2 separate regions of the Homo sapiens genome follow, and region 2 is linked to region 1. Evidence: chromatin loops called from intact Hi-C (ENCODE). Cell type or tissue: IMR-90. All regions are shown on one strand. Links, peaks and the distances in the headings refer to the core of each region. The heading gives the core; the rest is flanking DNA. Region 1 overlaps LINC00578 (long intergenic non-protein coding RNA 578). Region 2 has its middle 90 kb from the start of LINC02015.

The links. Hi-C counts contacts between places; a loop is a spot of excess contacts. Peaks named below come from ENCODE experiments on the same cell type or tissue, not always from the same donor. Only the 100,000 strongest peaks of a DNase experiment are listed, where the experiment ranks them.
Region 2: it touches region 1 in a loop (5-fold over the local background); 2 of 110 quality-filtered maps call a loop at or near these places.

The regions. Positions count from the first base shown.
Region 1 is chr3:177,475,647-177,481,028 of GRCh38, forward strand. The region is part of intron 1 of LINC00578 (long intergenic non-protein coding RNA 578); the gene reads left to right. Among named protein-coding and RNA genes, the nearest start is that of LINC00578, 36 kb to the left of the region's middle. In IMR-90, for the core only: no CTCF peak of the experiment used is centred there; a DNase peak (open chromatin) is centred at 2,995; H3K27ac peaks cover 1,148 bases.
Region 2 is chr3:177,903,678-177,909,059 of GRCh38, forward strand. No RefSeq gene overlaps it. Among named protein-coding and RNA genes, the nearest start is that of LINC02015, 90 kb to the left of the region's middle. In IMR-90, for the core only: a CTCF peak has its summit at 2,689; DNase peaks (open chromatin) are centred at 1,184, 1,804 and 2,614; H3K27ac peaks cover 2,874 bases.

The sequences.
Region 1 (5,382 bases), core at 202-5,201:
TGAAGAAATATTAACAATAATCCAGACATCCTTACTCTGAGGCATAGTTGAAGGGAATCAGTGTGGCCCAGGAAGGGTAATAGCACCAGGGATAACCACCAAATATCTTGTTCATTGGCCAAAAAAACGACGACGACGACAACAACAATGACAACAAAACACAACCCAAGATGTGTTGAAAAATAGAGTGGCTAAACCCAATTATTGCATTACTGTGTTTTCTGGCGAGATGGCAATAAAGAGTTGTGTGACCTCTATACATGGTCATCTTTTACAGAGTGATTTAGTTGTTTTTTTTTTTTTTTTTTGAGATGGAGTCTTGCTCCATTACCCAGGCTGGAGTGCAGTGGTGCAATCTCAGCTTACTGTAGCCTCTGCCTCCCAAGTTCAAGTGATTCTCCTGTCTCAGCCTCCCGAGTAGCTGGGATTACAGGCATGCGCCACCACACCAGGCTAATTTTGTATTTTTAGTAGAGATGGGGTTTCTCCATGTTGACCAGGCTGGTCTCGAACTCCTGACCTCAGGTAATCCACCTGCCTCGGCCTCCCAAAGTGCTGGGATTACAGGCGTGAGCCACCGTGCCTGGCCCAGAGTAATTTAGTTCTGTTATCATGTTAACTCCCAACAGCCCCCAAATTTAGGAAATGATTTTAACAATACTGTGATTTTTCTAGTAATAGCTCTGTGCAAAGCATTTTAAGAGGGAAATTGTCTTTAATCCTTATAGCAGTGCCATGGAATAGATAGTATCACCTCCTTTGTACTGAGGAGAACACAGAGCAGGGTGGTTCAGCCATGTTCCCGAGGCTGACTGCTTAACAAACAGCAGAGCAAGGGGCTCAGATCCTGCTCTGTTTGACTCCAAAACCTATGCTCATGGCTGAATGCTACTTCAGTCTTCACTCAGTAATTCTTTCTGAGAGGGTAAATCAACATCGTTGAGGATTAAAAACATGACTTCTATTGACGCGATTGCCAACTCTTGACAGACCATTAAGAGGAGCAGGGAAAAATATGTCGCTGAATATGAAGTTTGAAGTTTATTACGTTAGTTATCATTCAAATAGGTTTTGGAAATCACTTATCTAATTAGCTACGATGATTATTCGTCAGTTGTTTCTATGGATACTACTCATCTTATTACTCAAAATAGACACTCATTTATGTGCTTATTTCTGCACAGTCTAGTCATCAGCATCTGATAGTTCTGACACAGGAGGGAATCCTGTTTTTTTTTTTTTTGTTTTTTGTTTTTTTTTTTAGTGGGCCGTTTACTGGCTACACTGAGTCCTATCTTGTAAATACTCGTAATGCACTTCCTCAGGCTTTGAAGTAAGTGAATAAGCGCAGCCCTCATGGATTTCATAGCTCGAGAACAGTGTTTCTTAAACTTGGCTACACATTGGAATCACCTGGGGGTGATTGTCCACTCACAGAAATTCAGAATCTCTCCAGGGTAAGACCCAAATATCATTGATCTTAAAATCTTCCAGGTGTCTCCAATGGACATCTAAGTTTGAGCACACTGGCTCTTAGGGTAAACAGGTGCAAACATTCCTAAGCAAACATTCACAAAATTCTCTCTCCTCACAGGCATGCTAGAACATGAAACTGATTGGGTTGGACATTAGACTCACTGGGTAGTGGGGCGGGGAGGTGGGCTTATAGACAGACTGATGCCTGGCCCCCACCCTCGTCAGATTTTTAATTAAATGGTCCCTGGAGAAGGCTGTGCTTAGCGATCAGTATTTTTAAAAAGCCCCTTAGGCCACTCATATAAACAGCCTGGTTTTGAACCACTGAGTCACACCTACTAATCTCGAGAGAAGGCCCAAGGCTCAAGAGAATTATGTTTCCGTTGCATTAATTTCCAGTAAGGCCTGATGCTTTTCTTTTTTTTTGTTTGTTTTTGTTTTTGTTTTTGTGACAGAGTCTCGCTCTGCCACCCAGGCTGGAGTGCAGTGGCGCAATTTTGGCTCACTGCAACCTCCACCTCCCGGGTTCAAGCGATTCTCCTGCCTCAGCCTCCTGAGTAGCTGGGATTACAGGCATGGGCCACCATGCCTGGCTAATTTATGTATTTTTAGTAGAGATGGGGTTTCATTATGTTGGCCAGGCTGGTCTCGAACTCCTGACCTCCAGCGATCTGCCCACCTCGGCCTCCTAAAGTGCTGAGATTACAAGCTTGAGCCACCATGCCAGCCAGCCTGATGCTTTTCAGCAGACATCTTCCTGGTTCTGAAACGAAGAGATGAAGAGTGAAAAATTCAATTTAAATAAGATTTTCCAGCAGTGTAGGGTTGGGGTGGAGCTCTAAAACCATCTTGCCAGCCTGAGTTATTGAATACCAATGTCAGGAATAATTGAAGCAGCAGCACAAGGGGTATCTGTGAGGGGCGGAAAGGTCTAGTTTAGTTGATCTATTTGACCTTGTTTGCTAGATGTGAAGTCTTCTTTTCCTCGCAGAAATGAAGAGTTTAAAACAACAACAAATCAATGACCATATCACATTGTATTGGAATATTGAAAATACTCAGGCTGCTTGATAATGTAAAACAGCCATACTTATATTAATTATTCAATAATAGGCAGCTATCTATATTTTGAACTTTTTCCTATTGTTTCAGCTAGGAGCAATTCTGCTTCTCACACGTGTAGCTTGCTTGTCTGTTTCTTTTCCCTCTTTAGACTGTAATAGTGCTGAGTTCACCATGGCCCCTTCATCATAATGAGAAAGAACTTTTCTAATGACTCAGAGATTTCTAAATTAAACCTAAAATGTTTATTACAAAGATGCTGGACACACATTATGCATCGCTGTTGCAATACAGTAATATAATTCAGATAGAAATTATCTTTGCAAATGGCAATCAATTTTTGCTACTACTTTTTGCATTCTTGACAATCTAGTCACTGGGCTGTGGAAAAGTGCTTTTACTTGATTATTTACACTGTTGATAATCACTGTGGTTTTTGGCAGAGCTAAGGCATTATTTCACAGACCTGCATTGCAATAGGGAACGGGTGTAACTTCAAAATACTGCCAAAGTTCCTGTGGCTTTAGCCGACACCAAGGAATGTACAAACTCAAGCACAATTCTTAGGAGACTTCATTCTTTTACAGTGGTTTGCCACAGGGCAGTCCACATGCAGGGACAAGTTAAACAAATATGGTCCCTGGAGAAAGTGGGCTCCCCTGTAGCCCAAGAAGTCTACTGCTGTGGAGGTCTTCAGGAACTATCTGCATCTCCCACTTAATGCCCAGGACACATATCCTCCCACTTAGAACTTTGGGTTTAAAAGGGAGGAAACATATTTTAAAGTATTAGATAATTCAAAAACCGGCCAGGCACAGTGACTCACGCCTGTAATCCCAGCACTTTGGGAGGCCGAGGTGGGTGGATCACCTGAGGTCAGGAGTTCGATACCAGCTTGGCCAACATGGTGAAGCCCTGACTCTACTAAAAACACAAAAATTAGCTGGGCCTGGTGGCAGGTGCTGGGAGGCTGAGACAGGAGAATTGGTTGAGCCCAGGAGATGGAGGTTGGTTGCAGTGAGCCGAGATGGCACCACTGCACTCCAGCATGGGTGACAGAGACTCCATCTCAAAACAAAACAAAACAAGACAAACGAAAAAACAAAAAACAAAAAACAACCCCGTGGTGCCACTGCACTATTTTCAAAGGGAAAAAGAGCCACCGCTCCAGGCTGAATGTTTTCTTATAGATCATATGCTGATAAAGAAATGAACACAGACCTGTAATGTGGCAGATAACCTTTTGCAAGCGACTGCAAAAGAATAAAGAAAGATAGAAGCAGCGGAAAGAGCTATATTAAATGACTGCCTTATCACTCTTAGACAACTCCTACCTTTGATTTTTAAAAAATTTAAACATTTCAAACAAATCGTTATGCCATAGTGGGATGCTCTTGGGAAACACAAAAACAACAACAACAACGACAACAACAAAAAGAAAAAACAGACTCTGACTAGTCCAAAAACATCTCAGCAGGCAATCTAAGGACTAGAACTGATTTAATTTCTTTCAAAAAACTCTCCTCTATCATAACAAAGGTGTCAGTTATAAAGGGGAACATCTGTTTTGCTAGACCCTAAACTAAAACCTCTGATTCTTTTCACATCAGTCATTGAACAGCTGTCAGATATATGAACAAGTTTTAGACACCTGAGAATTATGACTTTGAACACGTGACCTAGAGATCCTCTGCCCCTGTTATCACTTCCTTGGGCCACCCGCCATGGCAGACTACACAGTCATTATAGAAAATGCCATCACCCAGTTTTGTTTGAGACTACACCAGCATGTGTTCAGCATTTTGAGTATTTTTCTGATTTAAGTAGCACTTATTCCTGATTGCTTTTGGTCTTGTCCCTGTCCTATTTTGTGATACTACTATCTGCCAGCCACTAAAGTCAGAAATTGTAATTATCTTTAATTTACTAACCCTGGCTGATCTTTGGCCATTGTGGCTGGTGAATTCTTCTTTTCTTCTTGTGCGTTACCATTACCTGAATTCAGGCTGGCATTATTACATTATCATCCTCTTTGAATAGCTAAGGGGCATTTTGGCTCCTTTAACTCGCCACCCATTCTTCCCTTTACTGCCAGATTTTCATCTTAAATCAGAGATCAAATAATCTCATTGCTATGTTCAAGTTTTTCCATGGTTCCCCACTTGTCTTCAAATTCCTTATCATGTTATTCCTCACTACTCATGTTAGTAGTACTAACACTACTCATGTTAGTAGTAGTCTTCTAACACTACTCCACCTGGCTCTGCTGCTCCACTGAAGACCCTTGATTATAATCTCAGCTCCAGCTCTGCCTGGTGATTTTTCCTTACTAACAGCGTATGTAGAATCCTTCCATGTTTGTGTTAATACACAGTTGCTCCCGCTTAGGACTCCATTCTCCTCTTTCTCCTGCCATCATAATACACACCTCTTAGAAGGCTCATATCTAATGTCACCACAGAGAAGTCTTTTCTGCCTCAAGAAATGGAATACTTCGGCCGGGTGCAGTGGCTCACTCCTGTAATTCCAGCACTTTGGGAGGCTGAGGCGGGCAGATCACGAGGGCAAAAGATCGAGACCATCCTGGCCAACATGGTGAAAACCCGTTTCTACTAAAATCAATAAAATAGTGTGGACTTACATACTTTTATATGAGCTTCCTACAGACCAGAATTGCATCTTCTTCATCCTTCTGTGCTCAATATTTGGCCCTCTATCTGTACATTGTAGGTGCTCAGTCAGTGTTATATTGAATTAGGATTACAGAGCACTGGCTTTCTGTGTGGTAGTTCATGGGAAGCTTCCTGCTCAGTGCCTATCAGGTGTGCCATTGCGTGATATATG
Region 2 (5,382 bases), core at 260-5,259, 430 kb after region 1:
GCCTGAGAGGAAGGTGATACTACAGTTAGTTGTGGTCTTAATAAAGAGCATTGAAGTCAGAATTCATAAATTTAGGCTTTTTTCTTTCTCAGGAATTATTGAAAAGAATGGCTTACAATTTTTTAAAATTTATTTTGGGAGAGATAATCATATTATTTAGGGAGAGAGATAGTTATATTATTTTTCTGAATCTCTCAAGCTTCACATAACAGTGAAAGATTCATGAACCACTGATTTAAAAAAGGTACAAAAGCAACAGTTTTTAAACCACCTGCTATATACTCATTTGACAATATTAAGGGGCAATGCTTCTGGTGTTTTCAAAGAAATTGGAGTAGTGGGCAGGAGAGCTATAATTAAGGAGGAGCACTGCACTGGGATTGGACCAAGGTTTTATATTAAGAACAACATTCTGTTTTATCCTAACTAGTGTAACTTATTCATTCCACAAACATGTATTGAATAACTTCTGAAAATAAGGCTCTTTTTGCCTTCAATAAGATCTCTGCATGTAAAAGAAAAATACTAGTACTAGTTATACAAAAACTTTGAAATAATATATCAGCAGGAGGCAAAATCAAAACAAAATAAGGCCTGGTGTGGTGGCTCATGCACTTTGGGAGACTGAGGTGGGAGAATTGCCTTAGACCAGGAGTTTGAAACCAGCCTGGGCAACATAGAGACCTTGTCTCTACAAAAAATAAATACACTAGCAGGGTGTGGTGGTGGATGCCTGTAGTCCTAGCTACTTGGAAGGCTGAGGTGGGAGGATCACTTGAGCCCAGAAGGTAGAGGCTGCAGTGAACTATGATCATGCCTTTGCACTCAAGCCTGGGCAACAGAGCAAAACCCTATCTTTAAGCAAACAAACAAACCAACAAAACAACAGGACCCCTGTCGTATCTCTCCCCATGAATAATATAACAGGCAATTTCTTGAATATTAAAACTGGTATTCCTTATAGATTATTACAGTGGCCTCACTTTAAACAGAAGAACCTGAAGCCCAAAAAGGTGAGGTCACTGCTTTAAATTAATAGTTAGAAAGCTGCAGAATCAAACAGACTCAGTTCTCTAGATTCCTAGCCCAGTTACATTTTTTTAGTATGACACTATCACCCTTAACAACAACCAACAAAACCCAAACTGCTTAAAACATTTTAATCCAAGGCAAATCTTTAGTTCTTCTGGTTTGCTGGAGTGGGAGGTGGGGTGGAGGGACTGGGGAAACAGTAGGATGAGGCAGTGGAGATTTAACATTCTTGTATGTGCTGGAGTGCTGTGCTAGGTGCTTCCATTTTTAATCTCTTTAAATGCAAGAACTTTGTGAGATCAGTGCTATTCCCTCCATTTTCCAGGTGAGGAACCATGAGTCTCAGAGAAGCTAAGAAGTTTATCCAGACACCCACATTTTTGTGAGTGGTGGACTTAAGATTTGAACCTGTTTTGGTTTCCAAGTTCTTTGGTCTTTTTACTGTTCCTTAATTGTTGCCTGTTACAGGATGCCTTGCATTTCTTCATAAATGAGTCCAATTTTTGCCTGCCACCTGGTTTATATGACTGTCCAGATTGATTTTTCTTTTAAATTTACATTTTGCAACTGTAGGCTTTTTTCCTTTCCATTTACCTCCTGCCTCAGTCATGAGGTTGGAAAAAATGAGAAGTATGCTGGTTTTGTTTGGACTGAGAACATTCCAAAATGTTTGGCTGCACCTCAAAACCCTGTTAAAATAATATTATTTATAACTTTCTGCTTGGTCAATTTTGTTTTAAGTTTGGCTATCTCCCATAGGAGGTTATTCTTTCTCCTTGATGGTAAGGTTTGCTGCTTGAAAGCCTTAATCTTAAACATTTTTCAAGTAAGACTCAGGTCCTTGCCTGAATACAAACTCGTTAGATAATAGCCCCAACCACTCTGAAGCAGTTCATTGCAGAAGCTCACTCTCAGCTGTTGTGGGTGGGGTGTTAGCAGAATGAATGCCATAGGTTTACATGTGAACCATCAGCCCTGCTCACAAAATATAATCTGTCCAGCACCGCGATAGGTTGCATTTTAGAGCTGGGCTTTAGTATGGTGTGACTGTTTACCAGAATGCCTTCTGAGGAATACAAAGTAATTTTTTTTTTTTTACATTCCTCCTCAGTAAGGTTATTGTTGTTAGCAGATTTATTTAGCTGCCCTAGCAGCTTAAGACATTTCATTGACTTTTGAGCAGACGATTTGATTTTTCAGGCACAGATGGGGGAAAAACAGCTAGCAGAATCATTAGAATGGATACCTACCACAAGTAGTAGGGAGGCAGGCTTTTAACAGGACATAGCTAAAGAGAAGACCTGTCTTTGCCTCAATGTGTAATTGAACACTGTCTAAAATTGATGGCAAAGCAATGTGAATTATAGGGGCCAAGGATTTGCTATTTAGAAACTTAAACAAATCTGCTTTTTCTAAAAGGCCTTTCTTTTTCACACAAAAACGATGGTCAGTGAAGTGGCAATTCTCAGTGAAACGACAATGCTTCTCCCTCAGGAGCAGCTACCCTCAAGGAAACAGAGCCAAAACACAGAGACTGAATCATTAACCTAAAAATGTAGTTACATAACTGCTAAAATTCCACACTTTGCAGGCCTGTGGCCTGACTTTAGCCTTTAGAGACATTCCTAGCCCAGTGGTTGCTAGTAGCCACTGCTCACATTTCTCCATCTCTCTGCCTCCCAGGAGCTAAACTCCTATTGATTTTCCCAGAACCCTGAGCTGTCTCCATAATAGAATGATTTGGTGGGCGTCCTGTCAAATGCAAAAGGAAGCCTCTGCCAGACTGAGCATTAGAACACGGTGTTTTTAAATAGAAATGTGAAATATCAGTGCAATTACAAATCAATAAAAACCCAGAGGGAAAGAGAATCTCATTTGAGGAAAGATCTTTAAGTTTTTTTCCTTTCTTTTTTCTCGTAATGAAAAATTAGATCAGGGAACCAAATTTATGAGGTAAAAACTGTCAACAAAGTATTCCTAGCTGTTGCTGAGGCTGAGAAAAAAGAAAGCTAAATCATGCATGCAGTGTGAGTATGTGAATGACACATTTTAATATATTAGGGAGTCAAAATACCTCTCATTTTTTACTTGTGTTTTTGGCTGTTGCCCAAATCGTTATTGTTTTATTTATTTTGCTAATGTCATTCTCTTATGCCTTTTTCCAAATTCCATATTTTCTCCTAGGTTTGCTTTCCATATGCTGGATGATGTGTGTGGATTTTCAGTGTGTGTTTCAGAGTCTTAAAAGCTCATGCTAGCTTGCTTAACATACCTGCCATAACTCATGATATAGAACCCTATGGAGAACTGTGTTGCAACATGGATGCAGTGCCTATACTAAGGCACATTGCCAAGCTGAAGACTGTCAGAGAGCATCACTAACGGAGGTAAGCCAGTAGGGTCTAAAAATCTTCACAGAGAGAAGGTATGACCAGATGATAGTCCATTAAATTGCGTTGAGGTGCAGCACTATGTTCTAAATTGGTGTACCCCACGAATTTATATGTTGAGGCCTAATACCCAATGTGATAGTATTAAGAGGTATGGCCTTTAGGAAGTGATTAAGTCATAAGGTGAGGGCTTGACCCTTATGAATGAGAATAGTGACCTTATAAAAGAGGCTTGAGTGAGCTCTCTGGCTCTTTTTTGCCATGTAAGGATGCAGCAACAAGTCACCATCTATTAAGCCAATTACCAGACACCAAATCTACTGGTGCTTTGATGTTGGACTTCCCAGCCTCCAGACCTCTAAGAAATAAATCTCTGTTGTTTATAAATTACTGAGTCTAAAGTACTTTGTTATAGCAGCCTGAATAGACTAAGACATGCAGCAAGTGAATAGATCACTCACTGTAGCCTGGATCTCTCCTTCATTATGACAGGGTTGTTTCTCGTACTGGACATAGGTCACCTTTGCTAACCTCTTACAGAAATTCTAAACTTTGTGAGAGGAAATGCAGAAATGTGAGAGAAGAACAAGGAGCTATGTGAAGAAGAGAGATGGAAATGGATTGAGACTGTTGAAATAGGAGAAAATATCTTGGTTTTGACATCATTTCCAAAGAATCATAGTTATCAAATAAAAAATTTCACAATTATCCAAAATTATAATAAAAATTCAGTGGCTGGCAAAATGGCTGAATAGGATCAGCTCTGGTGTGCAGCTCCCAGTGAGATCCACACAGAAGATGAGTAATTTCTGCATTTCCAACTGAGGTACTTGGCTCATCTCATTGGGACTGGCTAGACAGTGAGTGAAACCCATGGAGGGCAAGCTGAAGCAGGGTGGGACATTGCCTTACCTGGGAAGTGCAAGGGGTCAGGGAACTCCCTCCCCTAGCCAAGGGAAGCCATGAAGGACTCTGACATGAAGACTGGTGCACTCCAGCCCAGATACTACGCTTTTCCCATGGTCTATGCAACCCACAGACCAGGAGATTCCCTCGGGTGCCTATGCCACCAGGGCCCTGAGTTTCATAAAACTGGGCAGCCATCCCGAGCTAGCTGCAGGAATTTCTTTTCATACCCCAGTGGTACCAGGAACATTTAAGTCTGCTGAAGCTGCGCCCACAGCTGCCCCTTCCCCCAAGTGATCTGTCCCAGGGAGATGGGAGATTTATCTGTAAGCCCCTGATTGGGGCTGCTGCCTTTCTTTCAGAGATGCCCTGCCCAGAGAGGAGTCTAGAGAGGCAATCTGGCTACAGCAGTTTTGAGGCGCTGCAGTGGTATCCACCCAGTCTGAACTTCCAAGCAGTTTTGTTTACACTGTGAGGGGAAAACTGCCTACTCAAGCCTCAGTAATGGCAAATGCTCCTCCTGGCAGCAAGTTTGAGCATCCCAGGTCGACTTCAGACTGCTGTGCTGGCAGCGAGAATTTCAAGCCAGTGGATATAAGCTTGCCAGTGAGATAGAACCGTTCAGTCCCCTGGAAAGGGGGCTCAAGCTAGGGAGCCAAGTGGCCTAGCTCAGCGGATCCCACTCCCATGGATCCCAGCAAGCTAAGATCCACTGGCTTGAAATTCTTGCTGCCAGCACAGCAGTCTGAAGTTGACCTGGGATGCTCAAGCTTGCTGTGGGGAGGACCATTTGCCATTACTGAGGCTTGAGTAGGTGGTTTTCCCCTCACAGTGTAAACAAAACTGCTAGGAAGTTTGGACTGGGTGGAGCCCACCGCAGCGCCTCAAAGCTGCTGTAGCCCGACTGCCTCTCTAGACTCCTCACTGGCAGGGCATCTCTGAAAGGAAGGCAGCAGCCCCAGTCAGGGGCTTTTAGATAAAACTCCCATCTCTCTGGGACAGAGCACCTGGGGGAAGGGGCGGCTGTGGGCTCAGCTTCAGCAGACTTAAACGT